Linked DNA regions of Homo sapiens: region 1 is linked to region 2. A link is a loop called in an ENCODE intact Hi-C map of the cell type or tissue named here. Cell type or tissue: tibial artery. All regions are shown on one strand. Each heading gives the region's core, and the rest is flanking DNA. Links, peaks and the distances in the headings are about the cores only. Region 1 overlaps ARPIN-AP3S2 (ARPIN-AP3S2 readthrough). Region 2 overlaps ZNF710 (zinc finger protein 710).

Evidence for each region. Peaks named below come from ENCODE experiments on the same cell type or tissue, not always from the same donor. Only the 100,000 strongest peaks of a DNase experiment are listed, where the experiment ranks them.
Region 1: a loop joins it to region 2, with 4 times the contacts of the local background. A loop is called at or near these places in 56 of 110 quality-filtered maps.

Annotation. Positions count from the first base shown.
Region 1 is chr15:89,908,358-89,911,261 of GRCh38, forward strand. ARPIN-AP3S2 (ARPIN-AP3S2 readthrough) reads right to left here. Exons shown (of 10, transcript NM_001199058.2): 2 at 2,387-2,462; 3 at 1-55. It overlaps ARPIN (actin related protein 2/3 complex inhibitor), which reads right to left. Exons shown (of 6, transcript NM_182616.4): 2 at 2,387-2,462; 3 at 1-55. Among named protein-coding and RNA genes, the nearest start is that of ARPIN, 3.1 kb to the right of the region's middle. RefSeq lists a silencer at 756-940. In tibial artery, for the core only: no CTCF peak of the experiment used is centred there; a DNase peak (open chromatin) is centred at 1,624.
Region 2 is chr15:90,065,885-90,068,788 of GRCh38, forward strand. ZNF710 (zinc finger protein 710) reads left to right here. Exons shown (of 5, transcript NM_198526.4): 2 at 1,226-2,711. The coding sequence starts at 1,254. Among named protein-coding and RNA genes, the nearest start is that of ZNF710-AS1, 15 kb to the right of the region's middle. In tibial artery, for the core only: no CTCF peak of the experiment used is centred there; no DNase peak of the experiment used is centred there.

The sequences.
Region 1 (2,904 bases), core at 183-2,682, 160 kb before region 2:
CGAATTTACGGCGATGGATGTGACTGGGCCGGATATACAGCACGTAGTAGCGCTCCTGGGGCCAGGCAGACAGAGAGTGAGGGGGCGGCTTCATCCCACAACACACACACTCTGGGCTCCGGCTGCAGCCCCGCCAACCTCACATCTACCCTAGAAGCCCACCTCAGCTCCAAAAGATGTTCAAGCTAGGCAGATGCTCCCTCTGCCCCCAAATACTTATGCATTCATGGGTTCACAAGAGCACCTGCCGCATATAATGAGCCCTGCTAGAAGTTCCTAACAGGGCAAGCCCAGGGCTTCCACACAGCCAAAGACAAAAAGTATATATAGAAAACCATAACTTGGGCTGGGCACAGTGGCTCACGTCTGTAATCCCAGCACTTTGGGAGGCAGTGGCGAGTGGATCACGAGGTCAGGAGTTCGAGACCAGCCTGGCCAGCATGGTGAAACCCTGTCTCCATCAAAAATATAAAAAATTAGCCAGGTGTGGTGGCATGTGCCTGTAATCCCAGCTATTCAGGAGGCTAAGGCAGGAGAATCGCTTGAGCCCAGGAGGCGGAGGTTGCTGTAAGCCGAGATCCTGCCACTGTACTCCAGCCGGGGAGACAGAATGAGACTTCATCTCAAAAAACAAAAACAAAACAAAACAAAACCATAACCCAAGCCCGAGGACCGCAAATACCATGAAGCAGGAATGGGCGCTGCCAAGGTGCAATGGAAAGGGCACTGAAAAGGAGCCCTGGGTGAGGGCAGCCACTCTGCCCCTTCCAACAGCCTGGGACAAACCACTCAGTTTCCCCATCACATGGGGATAACGTGATGTCTGTGTTTAAGAATATTATGAGGGTTCAATGAGATAACAGAGGGGCAAGCACAGTGCCAAGCGTGAACTGTGCTATAAGTGCTGTTTGCCAGTTGTTCAAGGCAGGTGGGTGAAATGCTCCCAGGGCCTGAAGAATAGGAGGCCACATCCTGGTGGAATCAAGAAAGATGAAGTCTTGGAGGGTAGGGAGGTCTGCCAACTGTGGGAATAAGAAGCTGTAGGAATAATATTAAAAGCCTGGGACAGTATAGGAAATAAAAGCCAAGAGGCCCTTGTGCATGTTTGAGCCACGCAGGGCACCTGGAGGCCTTCTGGGAGCCCAGGCTGGGAAAGCAAGTGGGCTTGGTTCAGGACAGGTCTTGAGTTGGCATTCGGAGTTTGGATTTTATTTGATGGACAAGGAATCCTGAAAGGTTTCTGAGCAGCAGTGAGACCCTCAGAGATGTATTTCTGGAAAGACATTTGTCCTATTGGCAGCAGGGCAGGGATGAGTTCTGGGGACAGCCAGAAGGCAGGGGGACAGGTGCAAGGTTTTATCAGGACAGGCTGAGGGCCCATCTCAGGTAAGCAGCCATGGAAAGAGGAAGGGAAGGCAAGGGAGGGGGAGGAATGGGCAAGGGCCCAATGCCAGCAGGGCCTGGCATTGCTTACCTGGGGAGGAGACAGTGAGGGTTCCCAGCCCGGTGGCTGGGAGGGCAACTGCACCATCACCAGGAATGGAACTCAGAGGAGGCAAGTTTTAAGAGGGGCTAGGAGAAGGCCCTGCCTGACGGCAGATGAGGCAAGCAAGCCCCACATCAGCATGGAGACACTGCTGGGCTCTCCTGGGCAGGCTAGCTAGGGGCTCTGATGGGTGTTCCCACCTGCCCACTGTGTGCTAAGGAGGGGAGGGTGCAGCAAAATACCGCCTGACATGAAAATAGTGCTGAGCTGTTCTCATGGGGTACAGGAGGGACATGCAGGCTCCATGTAGCACCAGGCCTCTGGCCCTACTGGAGGGGGCATTTTTAGAGACCAAGCTCAGTTATAGAGATCAAGGAGATAAGGTGGTCAGCACATCTAGGTGGGGCTATTTGAAGGGGGAGTGGAAAGTCGGAACTAGCGCTCCGAAAAAAGACACAGGCTAGTACTGGATGGTAAATGCCAGGTGTACCCACAGACACCTGAGATGGGGTGGTGATACAGGACATGACCCCAGGAGGCTGAGAGGGCAAAGGCAGCCAGGACATCAACATGGGAACTGAAGCCCCAGACACTGTCAGAGTTTACATTCAGGCAAGACTGGGGTTTAGGGCCTGGTCTGCCTTCTCAGCCATGACCCAGGCTCTTCTGGCAAGAACACAGGCCCTCCCACCTGTCTGCTGCTCAACACAGCCTTAAACTATTCTTCCAGCTGGTGGTCCCATTTGGCTATAAATCTCCTGACCTACTTCCCACTTGCTTTCTAAGCCCATCAAGAATCCCAACTCATGGCACTGGAAGGACCCAGCACAAGGAGATGCCACAGTGGATGATGACCGTGAAGTCAGTGCCCTCTAGCTAGCACCGAGGAAGCATCCTCACCTTCCTGCCATGAGTGTCCAAGATGCTGTGCCGAGATACATCGATCAGTTCTCCCTCCAGCAGGACACCATTTCCCCTGGGGATGAAAGGGAAAGAAAGGATAGCCAGTTTTGTCAGTCCTCAGCAAATCTCACCCGTGTCTCCTATTTACCCAGCCCTGAGAAGGCTGGGTACTGAGCAGCTCCTTTCCCCGTGCTTCCGACATAGGGATCTCCAAAGGGTCCCAAAGGCTGGGGCATTGCCCAGATGCCAGGAGGAACCTTGTCAGGCTGCCCTAAGATCAAGCTATGGCCCCCTCCTACAAGGCCACTGGGAGTTACTGGAACCAGAGCCTCAGTCTTATCTACAAAATGGGGAGGAAAACAGCTGCCTCACTCTGCTCCTCTGATGTTGACACAAGATCATGTGTGTGAAGGTGTTTTGTAAGCTATTAAGTGATTACTAAATACAAAAGATTTTACTTTTTTATTGGTCCAAATGTGAGGGTAGGTATCTAAGCTGCAATAAACTATTTTCCC
Region 2 (2,904 bases), core at 301-2,800:
GAGCAAGACCCCATCTCTAATCAAAAAGAAAGAAAAAAACGTTAGTTGAGAGATTGTGAATGTGAACTTGGGAGCCTGTTTGAGCATTCAATTCGGATAGTGGCCTCAAACATGTTAGCTGTCAAGGAGCTCTTCTTTCAAATCAGATCGGACATGGAACTCCAACGTATAAAATCAGATAAAAGTGATATTTTTATCAGTATAAATTTAGATATTTAAATGTATAACATTTAGCTAATCAAGAAAAACAACAACTGCTTGTGATAGATGCAGATGTTTATCGTCGGGGCTGACAAGTGACAGCCAGTGTTTGAGATTGGCCTCAGCACCTAGTTTATTTTTTTATATTGTGTTTCTGCCATACGTTCTCGTTCATACAGCCGAGCCATTACCAATAATGACAGTTAACACCTCACCGCACAGTCCCAAGGTCTGTGCAAATTAATTACTTTGGCAACAAAGCCAGTGGGGCTACAGTAGAATGTGTTAGAATGTGGCACATATTACATTTGAGTAGGTGGGCCTTTTAAAATCAGTTTTTAAATAGTGGAATCTTTATTTTTTGCATTTTTGAATCCGATTTTTAAGGATTTTTTTTTTTTTTTTTTTTTGAGACAGAGTGTCACTTTGCTGCCCAGGCTGGAGTGCAGTGGCGCGATCTCGGCTCACTGCAACCTCCGCCTCCCAGGTTCAAGTGATTCTCCTGCCTCAGCCTCCTATAGCTGGGATTACAGGTGCCGGCCACCACGCCCAGCTAATTTTGTATTTTTAGTAGAGACAGGATTTCACCATGTTGGCCAGGCTGGTCTCAAACTCCTGCTGACCTCAGGTGATCTGCCCATCTTGGCTTCCCAAAGTGCTGGGATTACAGATGTGAGCCACCATGCCCGGTCTTTTTAAGGAATTCTTGAAGGACCTGTAGAACACAATTTGAGAACAATTGAGGAAATCCCACCTCCCTGTTGTACAGATGGGAAGACTGAGGCCAGCAAGGGGGCAGAGCTTACCCCAGGATCTCCCAGGGAGATGGAGGAGATGGTCAGATACACAGCAGGAATCACTGCTCCCTATAATAACAAGTGTGCCCTGTTCCCAAGGCCAGGAGTAGAAAAGACATCAGAGCCAGACACACCCAAAATCAGCCAAGCCCTTGTCTGTGCTGTGTCTGTTGTCTGTCTGTGCAGGAGTGAGCCAGCAATATTAACCTTCCCTTCTCCACCCACAGCGATGCCCTCCTAGCTAGCCGTCACGGGATGGAGGGCTTCATGGACTCAGGGACACAGACGGACGCCGTGGTGGTGCTGTCCTTGGCTCAGGCCGCCGTGCTTGGCCTGGTCTCCGAAAATGAGCTCTTTGGAGCTACCATAAGCGCCGAGGCCTTCTACCCGGACCTGGGGCCCGAGCTTTCAGGGGCAGCCATGGGAGAGCCCGAGCCACCAGGCCCCGACGTCTACCAGCTGGCCTGCAACGGGAGGGCCTTGGAGGAGCCGGCGGAGGAGGAGGTGCTGGAGGTGGAGGCAGCCTGTGAGAAGCACACCCGGCGGAAGACGCGGCCACCTGTGCGGTTGGTGCCCAAGGTCAAGTTCGAGAAGGTGGAGGAGGAGGAACAGGAGGTCTATGAGGTTTCTGTGCCAGGTGACGACAAGGACGCAGGGCCAGCAGAAGCCCCCGCCGAGGCGGCCAGTGGCGGCTGCGACGCCCTGGTGCAGAGCAGCGCCGTCAAGATGATCGACCTCAGCGCCTTCAGCCGCAAGCCCCGGACGCTCCGGCATCTGCCCCGAACCCCGAGGCCGGAGCTGAACGTGGCCCCATATGACCCTCACTTCCCGGCCCCGGCCCGGGATGGCTTCCCCGAGCCCAGCATGGCGCTGCCTGGGCCAGAGGCCTTGCCCACAGAGTGTGGGTTCGAGCCACCCCACCTGGCCCCCCTGAGTGACCCCGAGGCCCCCAGCATGGAGTCCCCGGAGCCTGTCAAGCCGGAACAGGGCTTCGTGTGGCAGGAGGCCAGTGAGTTCGAGGCTGACACGGCGGGTTCGACCGTGGAACGCCACAAGAAGGCCCAGCTGGATCGGCTGGACATCAACGTGCAGATTGACGACTCCTATCTGGTGGAGGCGGGCGACCGCCAGAAGCGCTGGCAGTGCCGCATGTGCGAGAAGTCCTACACGTCCAAGTACAACCTGGTGACGCACATCCTGGGCCACAACGGCATCAAGCCACACTCGTGCCCACACTGCAGCAAGCTCTTCAAGCAGCCCAGCCACCTGCAGACGCACCTGCTGACGCACCAGGGCACCCGGCCCCACAAGTGCCAGGTATGCCACAAGGCCTTCACGCAGACCAGCCACCTCAAGCGCCACATGCTGCTGCACTCGGAGGTCAAGCCCTACAGCTGCCACTTCTGCGGCCGCGGCTTCGCCTACCCCAGCGAGCTCAAGGCCCACGAAGTGAAGCATGAGAGTGGCCGCTGCCATGTCTGCGTCGAGTGCGGCCTGGACTTCTCCACCCTGACCCAGCTCAAGCGCCACCTGGCCTCCCACCAGGGCCCCACCCTCTACCAGTGCCTCGAGTGTGACAAGTCCTTCCACTACCGCAGCCAGTTGCAGAACCACATGCTCAAGCACCAGAACGTGCGACCCTTCGTGTGCACTGAATGCGGCATGGAGTTCAGCCAGATTCACCACCTCAAGCAGCACTCCCTCACCCACAAGGTAAGGCCGTTCCCAGGGCCTGGGCATCTGCCTGCCCCTCCTGCCACTTTTTCATCCAGTACTTTCCAAAGTCCCAGATGGGACCATTTAGGTGGTCTCCTAGTTTTATCGTTACGTACTTATTTTGATGAGTATTAGAAATCAATTAGTATTAGAAACTAATTGAAATTAGTTTTTTAAGTAGTAAAGCTTT